Linked DNA regions of Homo sapiens: region 2 is linked to region 1. A link is an interaction called in ENCODE POLR2A ChIA-PET data of the cell type or tissue named here. Cell type or tissue: A673. All regions are shown on one strand. Region 1 overlaps ACSBG1 (acyl-CoA synthetase bubblegum family member 1). Region 2 has its middle 16 kb from the start of CRABP1.

Region 1 (5,000 bases):
CGTGGCAGCTGGTGGCTGAGGCTAGGGACTTGTCAAAGTCTTCTTTATCACATCTGGTGCCTGAAATAGACTCATTAAGCTAGGATTTGGAATAGCTGGGCCCTTCGTGTCTCTATTTTTTTAATTTATTTTCATTTTTGGTTTTGTGGTACATGTGCAGGATGTGCAGGTTTGTTACATAGGTAAATGTGTGCCATGGTGGTTTGCTGTACCTATCAAACCATCACCTAGGTATTAAGCCCAGCGTGCATTAGCTATTTTTCCTGATGGTTTTTCTCCCCCCACCCCACCCCCCAACAGGCCCCTCCCTATGTCCATGTGCTCTCATTGTTCAGCGCCTCTATTTCTGTGTGGCTTCTTCACATGCTCTCCAACATCGCGCGTTCAAGATAGCCAGACTTCTGACATGGTGGGTCAGGGATCCAAAAAGCATGTGCCCTGAGAGAGTCAGGTGGCAACTGCATTGCTTTTTTGACTTAGCCTTAGAAGCCATATAGGTTACTTCCCATATGTTGTGTTAGTTAGAAGGCAGTCCTAAGGCCAGCCCAGATTCTGAGAGAGGGAAATTAGATTCTACCTATTGATGGGGCAAGTGTTAAAGAATTTGCAGGTAAGATTTCAAGCCACCTCAGCAGTTTCCTGGTGACAAATCCTCCCATCTTCTATTTAAATAAAAATGTCATTCTTTCACCTTATTTTTCAAGGATATATTTACTGGAAAAGAATTCTTGCTTGATCATTTACTTATTTCAGTACTTTAAAATGTACTGTTACAGTATCTTTTGATCTTCATTGTTTCTTAGGAAAAGTCAGTTATCATTTCTATCAGTTTCCTTTTATGTAATATGTCCTCCCCACCCCATCCCACCTCACGTCTGCTTTGGTTGCTTTTAAAATATTATCTTTTTCTAGTTATTATTTTGCGACAGGATCTCGCTTGGTCACCTGGGCTGGAGTGAAGTTGCATAAACCTGGCTCACTGGCTGGGCTCAAGTGATCTTCCTGCCTCAGCCTCCCAAGTAGCTGTGACCGCAGGCACCTGTCACCATGTCTGGCTAATTTTTTTATTATTTGTGGAGACAGGGTTTCACCATGTTGCCCAGCTGGTCTTGAACTCCTGCCCTCAAGTGATCCTCCCACTTCAGCCTCCCAAAGTGCTGGAATTACAGGCGTCAGCCACCACATCCAGCCTTACAACCTTAATTTTAGAATATTTTCATTATCTTAAAAAGGAACCCTATACCCATTAGTAGTCACTTCCTATTTCTCCTCAATCCCCCTAGCCCTAAGAAACCACAAATCTACTACTGTTTGTCTCTATAGATTTGCTTATTCTGGACATTTCATTTAAGTGGACTAATACAATATATGATCTACTGTGACTGGCTTCTTTCTCTTAACATAATGTTTTCAAGATTCATCCATGTTGTAGCATGTATCAGTACTTCATTTTTTTATGGCCAAATAATATTCCATTATGTGAACATACCACATTTTGTTTACCCATTCCTCAGTTGATGGACATTTGGGTTGTGTGGGGAAAAGAGAGAGATCAGATTGTTACTGTGTCTATGTAGAAAAGGAAGACATAAGAAACTCCATTTTGATCTGTACAAAGAAAAAATTGTTTCTGCTTTGAGATGCTGTTAATCTGTGACTTTAGCCCCAACCCTGTGCTCACAGAAACATGTGCTTTATTGAATCAAGGTTTAAGGGATTTAGGGCTGTGCAGGATGTGCCTTGTTAACAATATGTTTGCAGGCAGTATGCTTGGTAAAAGTCATCGCCATTTTACATTCTCTATTAACCAGGGACACGATGTACTGCAGAAAGCCGCAGGGACCTCTGCCCAAGAAAGCCTGGGTATTGTCCAAAGTTTCCCCCCACTGAGACAGCCTGAGATATGGCCTCATGGGAAGGGAAAGACCTAACTGTCCCCCAGCCCGACACCTGTAAGGGGTCTGTGCTGAGGAGGTTTAGTAAAAGAGGAAGGCCCCTTTGCAGTTGAGGCCTCTGTTTCCCGTATGTCCCTGGGAATGGAATGTCTCGTGTAAAGCTAACTATTCGTTCTGTTCTGAGATAGGAGAAAACTGCCCTGTGGCTGGAGGTGAGATGTGCTGGCAGAAATACTGCTCTGTTACTCTTTGCTACACTGAGATGTTTGGGTAAAGAGAAACATAAATCTAGCCTACGTGCACGTCTGGGCACAGTACCTTCCCTTGAACTTATTTATGACACGGATTCTGTTACTCGCATGTTTCCTTGCTGATCTTCTCCCCACCATCACCCTGTTCACCCCATTCTGCTGCACTCCCCTTACCGAGATAGTGAAAATAGTAATCAATACTGAGGGAACTCAGAGACCGGCGCCGGTGCAGGTCCTCACATGCTGAGTGTACCGGTCCCCTGGGCCCACTGTTCTTTCTCTATATCTTTGTCTCTGTGTCTTATTTCTTTTCTCAGTCTCTCGTCCCTCCTCATGAGAAATACCCAGAGGTGTGGAGGGGCAGGGCCCCCTTCAGGGTTGTTTTAATATTTAGGCTATTATGAAAAGTGCTGCTGTGAACATTTATGTACAAGTCTTTGTGTGAACATCTGTTTTCATTTTCCTGGGTATATACAAAGGAGTGGAATTGCTGGATCATATGGTAACTCTATGTATAACCTTTTGAGGAACTGCCAGATGGTATTCCAAAGTATCTGCATTCCCACCAGCAGTATAGGAGGTTTCTAATTTCTCCACATCCTTGCCAACACTGTTCTTATTTTCTTATTTATAGCCATCCTACCAGGCATGAAGTGCTATCTAATTGTGACTTTGATTTGCATTTCCTGGTGGCTGATGATGCCAGGCATTTTTTAATGTGCTTGTTGTCCATTTGCATATCTTCTTTGGAGAAATGTCTATTCAAATCCTTTGCTCAGTTTTAACTGGATTATTTGTCTTCTTATTATTGAGTTGTAAGAGTTCCTTATATATTCTAGATATAATTTCCTTATCACATGTATGATTTGCAAATGTTTTCTCCCATTCTGTGGGTTAATTTTTCACTTTCTTGATGATGTCCCTTGAAGCACATCAGGTTTTAATTTTGATGAAGTCCAATTTATTTGTTATTGTTTGTGCGCTTTTTAACCTTATCTAAAAAAAAACTTGCCTAACACAAGGTCACAAAGATTTATTAATATTTTCTTTTAATATTTTTACAGTTCTAGCATTTAGGTTTAGATCTTTTATACATTTGAGTTAATTTTGTGTGTGATATGAGGAAAGAATCTAACTTTATTTATTTATTTTTGGCACATGTCCCAGCATTATTTGTTGAAAAGACAAATATTTTCCCATTGGATTGTCTTGGTAGCCTTCTTGAAAATCTGTTCACTTTAAATGTGAGTTGATTTCTGAATTCTTAATTCTATTTCATTCACCTATATATCTGTCCTTATGCCAGTACCTCATTGTCTTAATTACTGTAGGTTTTCAATGTTTTGAAATCAGGAAGTGCAAATCCTTCAACTTTGTTCTTTTTCAAGAATGTTTTGACTATTTTAGGTCTCTTGAATTTTTTGTTTGTTTGTTTGTTTTTTGAGACGGAGTCTCACTCTGTTGCCCAGATTCTGGAGTGCAGTGGTGTGATCTCAGCTCACTGCAAGCTCCGCCTCCAGGTTCATGCCATTCTCCTGCCTCAGCCTTCTGAGTAGCTGGGACTACAGGTGCCCGCCCCCACGCCCAGCTAATTTTTTGTATTTTTAATAGAGACGGGGTTTCACCATGTTAGCCAGGATGGTCTTGATCTCCTGACCTTGTGATCCGCCTGCCTCAGCCTCCCAAAGTGCTGGGATTACAGGCATTAGCCACCGCGCCCGGCCAGGTCTTCTTGAATTTTTATACAAATTTTAGGACTAGCTTGTCAATTTCTGCAAAGAAGCCAGCTAAGATTTTGATTAAAATTGTGTTGACCTGTGGTTAAATTTGGAGAGCATTACCATCTTAACAATATTAAGTCTCTCGATCATGAGATATCTTTCCATTTATTTAGGTCTTCCTTAATTTCATTCAATAATGTTTTGTGCTGTTCAAGTTAAAAATAGTTCTCTCTCTACCCTTTGGATTGAATAGTTTCTACTATTTTGTCTTCAAGTTCACTTTTTTTTTTTTTTTTTTTGAGACAAAGCCTTACTCTGTCACCCAGGCTGGAATGCAGTGGCACAATCTCGGCTCACTGCAACCTCCCCTCCCAGGTTCAAGCGATTCTCCTGCCTTAGCCTCCCAAGTAGCTGGGATCACAGGTGTGCACCACCATGCACAATAACCAAGTATCTTAGCCACTGTGCTAAGCAATTCCAGTCGATTGCTTCCTAGGAAATCCTGTGTTGCTGAGCTGTATGGAGAGGTGCCAAGGACCTCATAGAGCTTCACCTAAATTCAGGCAGTGCATATAGTAGTGGTTAAGAAGATGCAGCTGGGTGCAGTGGCTCACGCCTGTAATCCCAGCACTTTGGGAGGCCGAGGTGGGCAGATCACCTGAGGTCAGGAGTTTGAGACCAGCCTGGCCAACGTGGTGGAACCCCATCTCTACTAAAAATACAAAAATTAGCCAGGCATGGTGGTGGGCGCCTGTGATCCCAGCTATTCGGGAGGCTGAGACAGGAGAATTTCTTGAACCCGGCAGGCAGAGGTTGCAGTGAGCCAAGATCGCGCCACTGCACTCCAGCCTAGGCAACACAGCGATACTCCGTCAAAAAAAAAAAAAAAAAAAAAAGGAGAGCGATACTCCGTCTCAAAAAAAAAAAGGGAGATGCAATCTGAAGTCAGATTGCCTCGATTTGAAACTCAATCATCCCCATTACTATCTGTATAACCTTTAGCAAGTTACTTCATCTCTCTATGCTTCCATTTCCCCATAAAATAGGGATTGTAATTCAGTACCCACTTGATAGGAGATAATCAAATGAATTAATTTGTGTAAAGCAATTGGAACAGTGCCTGGCACATACTA
Region 2 (5,000 bases), 100 kb before region 1:
GGATGCCCCTGGAGTCCCGGGGACTAAGGTTTGGGACCAGCTCCACATTAACTAGTTGTGTGACCTTGGACCAGACACTCAACTTCTCTGAGCCTTGGTTCCACATCTATGACTTGGGGGAATTTTTTTTTTTTTTTTTTTTTTTTTTGAGTCAAAGTCTCGGTCTGTTGCCCAGGCTGGAGTGCAGTGGCGCAATCTCAGCTCACTACAAGCTCTGCCTCCCGGGTTCACACCATTCTCCTGCCTCAGCCTCCCGAGTAGCTGGGACTACAGGTGCCCGCCACCATGCCCGGCTAATTTTTTGTATTTTTAGTAGAGACAGGTTTCACCATGTTAGCCAGGATGGTCTCGATCTCCTGACCTCGTAATCTTGCCCGCCTCAGCTCCTAAAGTGCTGGGATTACAGGCATGAGCCACCGCGCCCAGGCAAAAAAAAATTTTTTTGAGACAGGGTCTCACTCTGTTGCCCAGGCTGGAGTGCAGTGGTGCAATCTCAGCTCACTTACAACCCCCATCTCCTGGATTCAAGCGATTCTCCCACCTCAGCCTCCCGAGTAGCTGGGACTCCAGGCGCACACCACCATGCCTGGCTAATTTTTGTATTTTTAGTAGAAACAGGGTTTCACCATGTTGGCCAGGCTGGTCTTGAACCCCTAACGTCAAGTGATCCTCTCGCCTTGGCCTCCCAAAGTGCTGAAATTACAGGTGTTACCCACCATGCCTGGCCTGAATTGGAGGAAATATTAACACCTACTGGCCTACTACAAACCTGGAAGGATAACATGAAATAATGTATGTTGAAGTATACTGTTAAGGGCCATGCCTAGGTTGGACAGATGTTCTTGCTTTGTGTACTGTGGAGGGTGATGCCTATGTTATACCGTCCATGCATGCACACGCAACTGCATACTATCTACCTGAATGCAAATGTGTCCACGTACTCACAGGTCCACAGTTCCTAATTCGAATCCTTTGGGGCCAGATGTGTTTCAGAATTCTGGGTTTGCAGATTTTCTTTTCTTTGTTTTTGTTTTTTGTTTGTTTTGTTTTGTTTTGTTTTTTGAGACAGAGTTTAGCTCTGTCACCCAGGCTGAAGTGCGGTGGCACCATCTAAGCTCACTGCAAATTGCGCCTCTTGGGTTCAAGTGATCCTCCCACCTCAGCCTCCCAAGTAGCTAGGACCATAGGTGCACACCACCATGCCTGGCTAACTTTTGCATTTTTGGCAGAGACAGGGTTTTGCTATGTTGGCCGGGCTGGTCTTGAACTCCTGACCTCAAGTGATTCACCTGCCTAAGCCTCCCAAAGTGCTGGGATTACAGGCATGAGCCACTGCACCCAGCCTGGTTTGCAGATTTTCAAAACTAATGTGATACTCCATAATTAAACACCTTACTATTATCTCAGAAAAACATGTGAATCTTCATGTGAAATTGTATAATAAAGAAATGGCCTCATGTCAGTTCTGCTCTGGTTTTGCCCCCAATAGGAAGAAATGTTTTGTTTTCAGAATGTTCAGAATTTCAGAAAAGGGGTTGTAGACCTATGTCTTAATAGCTCCGGCGCCTTGAGCATAATGTCCTGTGTGCCTGGCATCATGCCTGGTGCTTCCCACATTTTACTCACTCAGCCCCCTCCATGGCCCTGTGAAATGGAAGGTGTTTTCAGCTTCATGGGAGTGAGTTGTTCAGGACATTCCCCTGCAGACATGGCTGTGAATAGTGACATTAACCAGCAGAGTCAAGCTGGAGAATGTGCCCTTGCTAGCAGACATCCCAGCCATGGGACCCCTGCCAGTGTACCCTGTGCCCTTGCCATAGTCTGCTCACTCCCATTCCTCCACTTTAACATCTTGTTTAGATCTTTAACATCTAAACAAGACCATATCCCGTGAGCCCACTGATTCAAAAGGCTGCTTTTACCCTTTCTAAAATTGGTTTGCCTTTTGTTTGTTTTAGTGGTTTGAATTTTGGCGTTTTTTTGCTCTGTGGATGTGTGTGGCAGCCTTTGTGTGTCTGTGTCTGGGCTTGTGTGTGTGTGTGTGTGTGTGAGAGCTTGGGCTCTGGGATGGAATGCAGTGGGTGTGTCTGCCTGCCTTGTGTCTATGCCTCTGTTCTGTGTGTTCCTCGGTGTGTCTCTCCAGGTGTCTAAGGCCTTGGATACATGAAGAGTGTGCCCCCGCCTGGGCTGTGAGTGATGAAGAGGGTTATCCTGGCCTATGATGGTGACCGCATTTGTGCTGATAACATTGTGTGCGCAGACCCCTGGGTGTTGGTGCTATCTGTGTGGCTGTGTGTCTCTGAGTTAGGGTGACCAACTGTCCCAGTTTGCCTGGGACTGAGAAGTGTTCCCAGGACATGGGACTTTTCAGTGGTAAAATGAGAAACTGGGAAAGTTGGTCCCCATCTTCCCAGGGTAGTCACGCTCTGTGGTTCTCTTTGTGTGCACCTCTTCTGTGTGTTCTCGCATATGTCTGCACACTGTGGGTGTGTGTTCTGCATGCATTTCCTCAGAGTGTGTGTCGTGTATCAGCTTTGCACATTGGTCATGTGCCTCTCCTGCGTGTCTCTCTGTAGCCAGCTCCTTGCACATGTGTCCTCTATGTTGTGTCCATGTATGCCTATGTGCATCAGTCTCCATGTGTTTGTCTCTGCATGCTCTGGAATGATCCGAATGTCTCTGTGTATGTCTGTGAATCTCTCTGCCTGTGAGCTTGTATCTAAGGGCACATGTGTTCTCTGGAACAGACACTGGGCCTCTCTGCGTGGCCATGTCTGGTTCGTTCCGCTGTGGTCAAGCTGGCCCTTCCCATGGCTCAGCCGCCCTCTCCTCTCCATCCCAGTGCCCAAGGATGCTTCTTTCTGAATCCAGCCCCTCTCTACCCTCACTCCCAGCCCCAGCCAGAACCATTGCAAAAGAGGAGTTCATTCTCCATGTAGTTAGTGCAATGTGGTTGGAAACTCCCGCCTGCCCCTGCTGCTGTATCTCAGTGCTCTGCCTTGCAGGCACACCTGGCTCCTCCCTACTTCCCAGCTCTTCCCTCTCAGCACTCTCCATCTTCCATACATTCTTTCTCAGTCTGTCTGCCTTTCCCAGTATCCCTTTCTCTCCCCAGCACCCCTCACTTTTCGCTAATTCTTGAAGACTCCCGTCAGCATCACCTGCTCTGGGAAGCCTTCCCCTCTCGCCCCTTGGCAGAGTGAGCATTTCTGCCTCTGCCCTCCTACAGCCCCAGTGGCTTATCTCCACAGTGGGGTTGCGGGGTGGGGGGGGTCATCTCTAGGCCAGGACTCTCCATTTATTGAGCCCCCTCCAGAAGGTGCCAAGCACGGGGCTGCATTGTCATTTAATCTTTACAACCATCCAGTGAGATACTTGTCCTCATGGCTGCTTTTCGGATGAGGGAACTAAAGCTCAGAGAGGTTGAGGCACTGGCCCAAGGCCACACAGCTAGGAGGTAGTGCAGCTGGTTCCAAAGTCCAGACTCCTGGCACCAGGCTACCTCATGACACCCTTTTGTGGGGGTCTGCCTGGTGTGGGGCTCTGCCTGGTGTGGACCTCTGCCTGTCCCCACTGTCCTGTGAGCGTTTTCATGCTGAGAGCAGGTTTGATTTGTCTCCGTGTGCCCAGCCCTCAGCGTGGGCCCGGGTACCTAGCAGGCACTCCATAAAGGTTTACTGAATAAACGCCTGCTCTCGAAAATGACAACCTCAGCTTTCATTAGTGTGATTTATACATGTGCTGGGATCTTCTGGGCTGCAAGGCTGGGGAACGGGTGGCTATAATTTATCAGAAAACGTGGCAATTGTTCCAGCTTCTCTTTCAGTGCAAAAGGAGGAAGTAAATTGATGGCCAACAGCCCTGCAACGGGAAGGGCCTTCGATGGTGGATACCCCGATTCTTGCTAACAGAGCAGGCACATGACTGGGAGGCCCTCCAACCGTCCCCCACGTGGGCTCTCCTATCCACCTGCTGCCTGGAGGTGGCCACAGGGGGGTCAGCTGCCTCTCATCGATCATCCTGCTCAGGATGCCAAATGGTGCCTTTGAAAGTCCATAAAGAAAGAGACACTCATTCATCCCTGATCAATCACCTCTTGCTGCCCTTTGTGCGGCACGTGCAGGACACAGCACAATGCCAGCTCGTCACGGGTGCTCAATCACCATTTCGGGATTAATGGTTTTTCAGATGGGAGTCACGCCCACCTCCTTCCCCCTCATCCCCAGGCCAGGCATCTCCAGGACAATGCTGCAGTGGCTGGAGAAGCCCCCAGCTCCCTGAGGCCCTCCTTAATCGAGATTGACGGATGTGGGGCGTGTGGTCCATAGAAGCCCCGGGCTTCTGCAGGAGCCAGAGACAACTCCTCCTGGGGATGGATGGGCAGGACAGCTGCCTCAGCCTTCCCAGATGTCCAGGGGAACCCATTCTCTCTCCCGATCAATGTGGCAGCTGGGTGAGCCCCAAGAGCCCCACCTGAGGGGCCCCAAGCCTCAGGCCTCCACCAGGCCGGGTTGTCAGGCCAAATGGCCTCAGCTCAGGAAGGCCTTTGAGCTTGAGAGCTGGGGGCAGGGGCTTGCTTCTCCCTCTGCCCCCCAGTGACAAGCTCCGTGCCCCCCTTTTCCTCCTGAGGCTGTCCCAGACTGGGCTGTGAGTGATGAAGAGGGTTATCTTGGCCTATGATGGTGATTGCATTTGTGCTGATAACTTGAAAATTCATCATCATAATAAGGCCTGCCGGGCCGCTGAATGAGACGGATGGCCTCCCCACATTCCGGCAGCACCGAGCTTCCTGCTGAGCTGCGATCATGTCGTCATCTTCATGGCTCCCCGAGGCCTGCAGGATGTGAATATTTAATTAGCGTCCCTTTCCTGCTCTCTGGGGTGTTTGTAAATATGATTCATGGGCTGTATTGTTACCTCAGCTGAGCAGTCCCTGCCCCCCTCTGCGTGACAGCATCTCGGGCAGAGACAGCCGCCTGGCAGCTTAACCCCCCAAGTCC

Evidence for each region. ChIA-PET counts read pairs that join two places held together with the same protein. Peaks named below come from ENCODE experiments on the same cell type or tissue, not always from the same donor. Only the 100,000 strongest peaks of a DNase experiment are listed, where the experiment ranks them.
Region 2: POLR2A ChIA-PET joins it to region 1 with 22 read pairs; 2 of 35 experiments call an interaction of 5 or more read pairs at or near these places.

Annotation. Positions count from the first base shown.
Region 1 is chr15:78,218,573-78,223,572 of GRCh38, reverse strand. All of the region lies in intron 1 of ACSBG1 (acyl-CoA synthetase bubblegum family member 1), which reads left to right. Among named protein-coding and RNA genes, the nearest start is that of ACSBG1, 13 kb to the left of the region's middle. In A673, no CTCF peak of the experiment used is centred here; a DNase peak (open chromatin) is centred at 2,722.
Region 2 is chr15:78,322,340-78,327,339 of GRCh38, reverse strand. No RefSeq gene overlaps it. Among named protein-coding and RNA genes, the nearest start is that of CRABP1, 16 kb to the left of the region's middle. RefSeq lists an enhancer at 4,462-5,000. In A673, no CTCF peak of the experiment used is centred here; a DNase peak (open chromatin) is centred at 4,869; H3K27ac peaks cover 624 bases.